Linked DNA regions of Homo sapiens: region 1 is linked to region 2. A link is a contact called in ENCODE Hi-C or POLR2A ChIA-PET data. All regions are on one chromosome and are shown on one strand. Each heading gives the region's core, a stretch centred on a gene start or an enhancer-like site at or near the end of the contact. The rest is flanking DNA. Distances are from core to core; before and after follow the strand shown.

The links. A loop is a pair of places that touch in the nucleus more often than their neighbours do. ChIA-PET counts read pairs that join two places held with the same protein, here RNA polymerase II (POLR2A). Pooled maps may share reads with other maps.
Region 1: a loop to region 2 is called in a pooled map, with 2.1 times the contacts of the local background. The contact joins the enhancer-like site here to the promoter of SMKR1 in region 2. A Hi-C loop is called at or near these places in 1 of 50 pooled maps. POLR2A ChIA-PET finds 5 or more read pairs at or near these places in 4 of 52 experiments (BJ, H1, HEK293T and 1 more).

What each region holds. Positions count from the first base shown.
Region 1 is chr7:129,399,855-129,403,263 of GRCh38, reverse strand. AHCYL2 (adenosylhomocysteinase like 2) reads right to left here. Exons shown (of 17, transcript NM_015328.4): 6 at 2,880-2,974. Among named protein-coding and RNA genes, the nearest start is that of STRIP2, 33 kb to the left of the region's middle. Within about 2 kb of position 1,668, at least 4 of the 41 ENCODE cell types and tissues checked have a DNase peak (open chromatin) inside an H3K27ac peak, as active enhancers do.
Region 2 is chr7:129,501,139-129,504,378 of GRCh38, reverse strand. SMKR1 (small lysine rich protein 1) reads right to left here and starts at 1,848. Exons shown (of 2, transcript NM_001195243.2): 1 at 1,552-1,848. The coding sequence starts at 1,554. RefSeq lists silencers at 1,700-2,039, 2,100-2,149.

The DNA.
Region 1 (3,409 bases), core at 419-2,918, 100 kb after region 2:
CATATGGTTATGCAAAGTAACTTAAAGCCAGAGTAAATACAATAATCTGCCAAATAGTCATTATATTGAAGTAAAAGACAATGAGAGGAGAAAGGCCAATTGTAATTCGCGCAGCCAAACGACCCTCCCCGTGACATATCTACTGTATCAAAATATACAGCAACTAACCGAGGATTTTCTTATGGATTGGTAACTTGTAGTTACTAGGCCACTAGATCTTGAATCTACTATAGGTATTCAGAAAGCCTAAAGGGACTTTAAATATATTCAGTCAAGACTTAGTTTAAATAAACAGCCTCAGTTTACACAGCCTCTTGAGAAAAAAAAGAAAAATAAATCAATAAATGGTCAGATAATTAAGTCTCCCTGTCAGAACAATGGTTTATAAAACTGTATTCCTTAATCCTTTTCTTCTCCCAAAGTATAGGCACTCTCCCACCCAAAATATCAGGCAGCACTGTAGGGTTTTGCCTAGCACAACCTCACACTCTGTACAAACCAAATTAAAAATAACCAGGGAACCGTGCAGCATGTAGGTGTGCAAGCATGCCTCTGAACAGCTCATCTATCACTATTTCAGGTTGGGATTAAAGATAAACACAACGCTGTGCCCACTGGAGCTTTCATCAGCAGAGAAAAGCTTTTGAATTATAAAACTAAAGAAAAACCAGCTTAGAACATTGTTAGGCACGAGGCTGTGACACTTCAGTCCTTCCCTAGGCTGTCAGAAGTGTTTAGCAGGACTCTGCAAATTGTTATACCCATCCTCCTGGAAAGTCCCACAGAACTGGGTTGCCCTCTGCTGACATGCACCCATCTTGCAGTCTCATCAATTATCAACTCTACTATAAGTGCCAAAACTGCCATTCTGGACCCCAGAGTACACAAAATCCCCAACCTCATGTCTACCACCTGATCTCTTTTTTGCTTTTGCTCTTGCTGTTGACCTATTTTCTCTCACTCAAACCTTGCTTGAGAACCAGGATCCAAGTTAGGACTCTCATCAAAGCTCTTGTACTTGCTCCATACTACAAGTAGAAACCCCCAGAACAGATGCCCCAAGAAAGCAAAAAGCTCTTCTGAGTTTCTCTCTCCCATTCTCCATGTATGGAATCCCTGATGAAGTTTTCCCTTCCACAGAAAAGATAAGAGACAAGAGAGATTGAACAACTGGAAACTCTGTGTTGTAAGTTTCACTATTCTTATCCACTAGAGACAGTAGTTGCTGTCTCTAAGATTTACTTAATGAATGCTGCCCATAATTCTCACCATATAAATCTACTGCAGAAAATTATTGTCATCAGGAAATCTTCCAGAGGTTGGGAAGCAAGGAGAAGTACTAAATCTTGACAGAATCCAAACAGGTATGGGTCCTGTTTTCTGGGGTGACAACTGTTTTTGTCCTTGTCTTACTCTCTTTATTAACCTTCCTAGCAGTTTGTGCTGGTTCTACAGTTTGTAAAAGTTCTCCAGGTATAATCCTAATGTCCTCCCTGGGTTCCTGACTTTAAAAATCAATGTTTTATTCCCAGGAGAAACCCCCTGGCATATCTGCTTCAGCATCTGTCAGTCACACTCCCTTGTGTCACTATTAAAACTGTTGGAATGAGCTGACTCATCTTACAGCCACTGTCAACTCTGCTCCCCCACCCCTTTAGGATATGAAGCTCTAACCCAGCTTCCTCAAACAAGCCTGGTGCAGTGTGACCTGGATCACAGAATTCAGAAAGAAGCTACTTCTCTGCCATGCACCAAGTGAGGCCTGCTCTGCAGCCTTCAGCAGCAAGCAATGGTTGGACTAGAGCTTCAGGGATTCTTTTCTCAGTACATTCCCTAATTTCTGCCCCCTCCCCCTAGGGGAGAGGGCAGAATTATTTGCAAAATAGGAGCACCTTATACTTTGTGTAGCTTTTTTGGGGGGGGGCACTGGGATGGGGGCATGGTTTCACTCTCTCACCCAGGCTGGACTGCAGTGGTGTGATCTCGGCTCACTGCAACCTCCACCTCCTGGGCTCAAGTGATCCTCCCACTTAGGAGTCCCAGCCTCCTAAGTAGCTGGGACTACTACTACAGGTGCATGCCAACACATCCTGCTAATTTTTGTATTTTTTGTAGAAAGCCTATGTTGCCCAGGCTGGTCTCGAACTCCTGGGCTGAAGTAATCCACCTGCCTTGGGCTCCCAAAGTGCTGGGATTACAGGCCACCACACCTGGCCCTTTGTGTAGCTTTTTGCCTCTTTGCAAATCTAATGTGCTATGAGGCTTCAAGACTTGATCTTCTAAAAAATAAAACAAAAATAAAAATGAAGCAAAAATTAAAACCCTAAAACTTCATCTCGTCTTTTTTAATGTGGGGAAAGAATATAAAGAGAAGAAATTTGAACTTGTAAGCTCTTCAGGTTTACTATAAATTCATTATATGAATATTATTTTTATTTTTTTTCTAGTCCTGACTAACATTACAAGTATATGGATTCTAGAGAGAAGGCTAAGTATCTCCAGAGTTCTGGGGTGGTTTGTTTGGGTTTTTTGGTTGTTGTAAGGGGTGGGAAGTAGGCAGTAGCAGGGGATGGAAACTCATTACTATTGTTTTTTAACCAGCCACATGTGAATCCTGGGCAGTGCTTTAATGTTTCTAATGAATATAAATGCTTCCAACATTAGAACCAATAATTAAGGCACTCTGAGGTTATAAGAGCTTCAATACTCTTGGGGTACCCGTAGCATAAGAATCTAGTTCTGCTGGAAACCCAGGTATATCAGATAGAAATGAAGCCATTTTCCTTCCTTCTTGTTGGGAAACCCTCTCCTAGGCCATAACCTCCACCCATCCCCATTCCTGACCCCTACAGAATTGTGTTAGCAGAAATCTGACCCACCATGTTTGGCTGCCAGCCCTCCACATTCACACATCTATCGATACACCACCAAAAGTCATCTTCTGACTCTCCCTTCCAGGCAAAAACAGGAAATCCTGGGAAAAAAAGGAACAAAGGGAAACCATTAAAGACCAAAAAAGGCTGACCCCCTAATTTTAGTGAGAAGATTCTGGTTTTTCCTAATTTCCAACTCTCTCATTCTGCTATACTCCTTGGATTGACATTCTTCACTGATTGGCGTTGCCTTCAGCCCCTTTATCCATTCCTTTGTCTTTGTTGGTCATTCTGCTCTTATTAGCCCAAGGAGGACAAGCAGAATGGACAAAAGTATGACAGTTGTTTAAAATGTAATGAAAGGGGGCCAGGTGCGGTGGCTCACTCCTGAAATCCCAGCACCTTGGGAGGCTGAGGTGGGTGGATCACCTGAGGTTAGGAGTTCAAGGCCAGCCTGGCCAACATGATGAAACCTGTTTCTACTAAAAATACAAAAATTAGTTGGGCGTGGTGGTGCATGCCTGTAATCTCAGCTA
Region 2 (3,240 bases), core at 599-3,098:
AAGCCGGAGAGAAGGTGCACAAAGAGACGGAAACCCAAAAAAGGCCAACATGGCCAGCCCACAGGCAGCCAAGGGGGCCAGTGAGAGCAGCTAAGGAAGGAAAGGTAGGCAAGGTTCCGCTCTGGCTTGCAGGCTCTGTGCACTAATGTGTTTGACCCTCATTCAAGGAGCATGAATTAACTGGCATTTGCTTCAATGGCTATGTACAGCATTCTGCCTCAGTTCCCTGGGCCCTGAAAGAAATGGCAGTTGGCTGGGCACAGTGGCTCACACCTGTAATCCCAGCAATTTGAGAGGCCAAGGCGGGCGGATCCCTTGAGCCCAGGCGTTTGAGACCAGCCTGGGCAACATGGCGAAACCCTGTCTCTACTAAAAATACAGAGATTAGCCAGGCATGGTGATGCCTGCCTACGGTCCGAGCTACTTGGGAGGCTGAGGCGGGAGGATCACTTGAGCCTCAGAGATGGAGGCTGCAGTCAGCTGTGATCACACCACTGTACTCCAGCCTGTGTGACAAAGTAAGACCCTGTCAAAAAAAAAAAAAAAAAAGGTAATAGCTCTTTACCTTTAATAGCTCATGGAATGACTCTCAAACCAAGAAATTTTTACTTAATCCTTTTACACGAAACAAACTGGAAAGAACACAGAAACTTAATGATTTCTACACTAGAGTCTAATGAGGAATAAGGCTTTCCAAGGAAAAACAGGCAAAGCACCAGAGGTGAGGTGCAAAGGGCTGTGGGCGCTGAAGGAGCGATGGGGAAGCAGGAGGCAGGGTCCTTCTGATCCAAGCCTCAAAGAAAACGGATCAAGACAGGGAAGGCGCAAGGGGCTTCCAGAAGAACGCGGGTTTAGTGTGGGATGCAGGGTTTTTGTTCGTTTTGTTTGTTGTTGTTTAGCAGAGAAGATATGGCAGAGAAAGCTCGAGGTTGAGGCCCCTTTAGCAAGGGCTCTGTGCGCCCAGCTCAAGCGTGCAGTACTTAGTTTAGCAGACAATGATGCCTCCCTGAGGACTTGGGGCAGGGGCTGGAAGGTCACAGCCCTTCTGGAAAGAGCAGCGAGGGTTGGAAGGAGGTCGTAAGTGACTGGATGAGGGCTGAGAACAGGAATGCTGTTGACAGCAAGGTGGTGGTACCAGGCTCACTCTCTGCTTCCTGAGTCTGCAGAGCAGTGGAGAATCCCGCGCGGGCACCCAGGGTGGCTACGGCAGCTAACAGCTCGGACCCGTCACTGTGGGCATGGCCTGGCGCCCTGACGTGCCACACCACGGTGCCACCCTCCCTTTATTTTCCACATCAACCGTCTGGGTGTGGGGGCTGCTCAACAGGACCACGACCTAAAACCTGGAAAGACGGCTGGCCTGACTCCGCGGCTGCTGCGCCCCCAGCAGGCGCGGACCGCCGGGCACCCCTTGTCCCTCCATCTTTTCGCCACGCGTTGAGGTCGACCCCAGGGAGAGGCGGTGACCTCGGCGCCCGCGCCTCTCCGGGACAGCCTGGGGCTCCACGGCGCGCGCCCTGGCCCCGGGTACTTTAGGGAGACGGGGATTACCATGGCGATTCTCAGCCGAGCAGGCAGGCGTGGTGGACTCTCCCGATCCCGAAGCCCTTAGCATCCACCGGGGCCGCTGCCCCCAGCGCCCGTTCCCCTAGCACCCCCGGCCCCTTCTCGGCCCTCCTCAGGGAACCGCCACGGGCCCAGCCTCACTACGCCTCCCCGCCACGCCTCGCTGGGAGGAGCGCGGCCGGCTCGGGAGGCAGCCAGCCGCGGAGCCGCCTGGACGCGAGGCACCTGCTTGCCCCACGCGGCACCTAGGCCGCCGCAGCTGTGGGCGCTGGGCCGGCGTGCGCCTCGGGGGCGGGGCCGCGCGCACAATCACCGGGCGTGGGGCAGGGCCTCGCCGTGGTTACCGTTGCCAGGGCAAAGCGGCAGCGCGCGGAGGGTGAGCGGAGCGGGGTTCCGGGCTTGCGCGCGCGGGATGGGCCGTCACCTAGTACGAGGCCGACCGCGGCCTCCAGCGCCCGGAAACCCAGTTCGGCGCTTTAGCGTCTGGGTTTGGGCTGCCGGAGCGGCGGGCGCGGGGCGAGGGGGCGGGCGCGGGGCGAGGGGGCGGGCGCGGGGCGAGGGGGCGGGCGCGGGCGGCGCTCCCACTGGGGTGGCACTGGGGTGAGAGCGCAGGCTAGGCCCGCTCACTCGGCCAACCTGGGAGAGATCATCGGAGAAGCTCTTTTGGGAAACGAGCATAAGGACTGTGACGGTGAAGGGAGAATATCATGGGAAATGTTTGCAAAAGAGCCGGATAAAGAGAGTAAGGGCCCGAGAGACTAAAGGGGTGGGGAGGGAGTTCATGTGCAGGTAGGATTGGGCGAGAAAGGTACAGTAGGTACAGTTTTGCCTCCAACCTTGCCAGTTCCAGCCTCCCTCCCTGCAGGTGAAGTCTACACTTCGGGTGGTACGACTCATTCTTTTTTATGACTGGTCATTCCTTTTTTTTTTTTTTGAGACCGAGTCTCTCTCTGTCGCCCAGGTTGGAGTGCAGTGGCGCCATCTCGGTTCACTGCAACCTCCGCCTCCCAAGTTTAAACCATTCTCCTGCCTCAGCCTCTTGAGTAGCTGGGATTACAGATGCGTACCACTATGCCCGGCTAATTTTTGTATTTTTAGTAGAGATGGGGTTTCGCCATGTTGGTCACGCTGGTCTCGAACTTCTGACCTCAGGTGATCTGCCCGCCTCAGCCTCCCAAAGTGCTGGGATTACAGACGTGAGCCACTGCCCGGCCTATCATTCCTTTTTATTCAACAGTTATTGAGCATCTGCCACGTGCCTGACACTCTTCCAGGCCCTGGAAATTGAGCTCTGAATGAGGCAAAGTCCTTGTTCTTTTAAGGGGTGATTTGGGGGAGGTGGTCGTGGCTGAAATGGAGGGCCTGGCAGACATTAAAAGTGATAGGGACAGTATGGCATATTGCATTAAATTGATGTGACCACTGGGTGCTCTTTTAGATTGGTGACTGGGGAAGGCCTCTCTGAGGAGGTGACGTTAAAACAGATCTGGATGACAAGGAGCAGTCAATTATGCCAAAATTAGGGACAGGGGGAGGAGGCTAGACCAAGAAGCAGGAGTAGGGTCCTGGAAGGCTCTGCAAGGATGTGGTGTTTTGTTTGCTTTCTCTTGAAAGACAAACTGGCTTCCAAAGAGGACTGTTTATGTTCTAGGTTCTCTTACATATGCTTTCCCT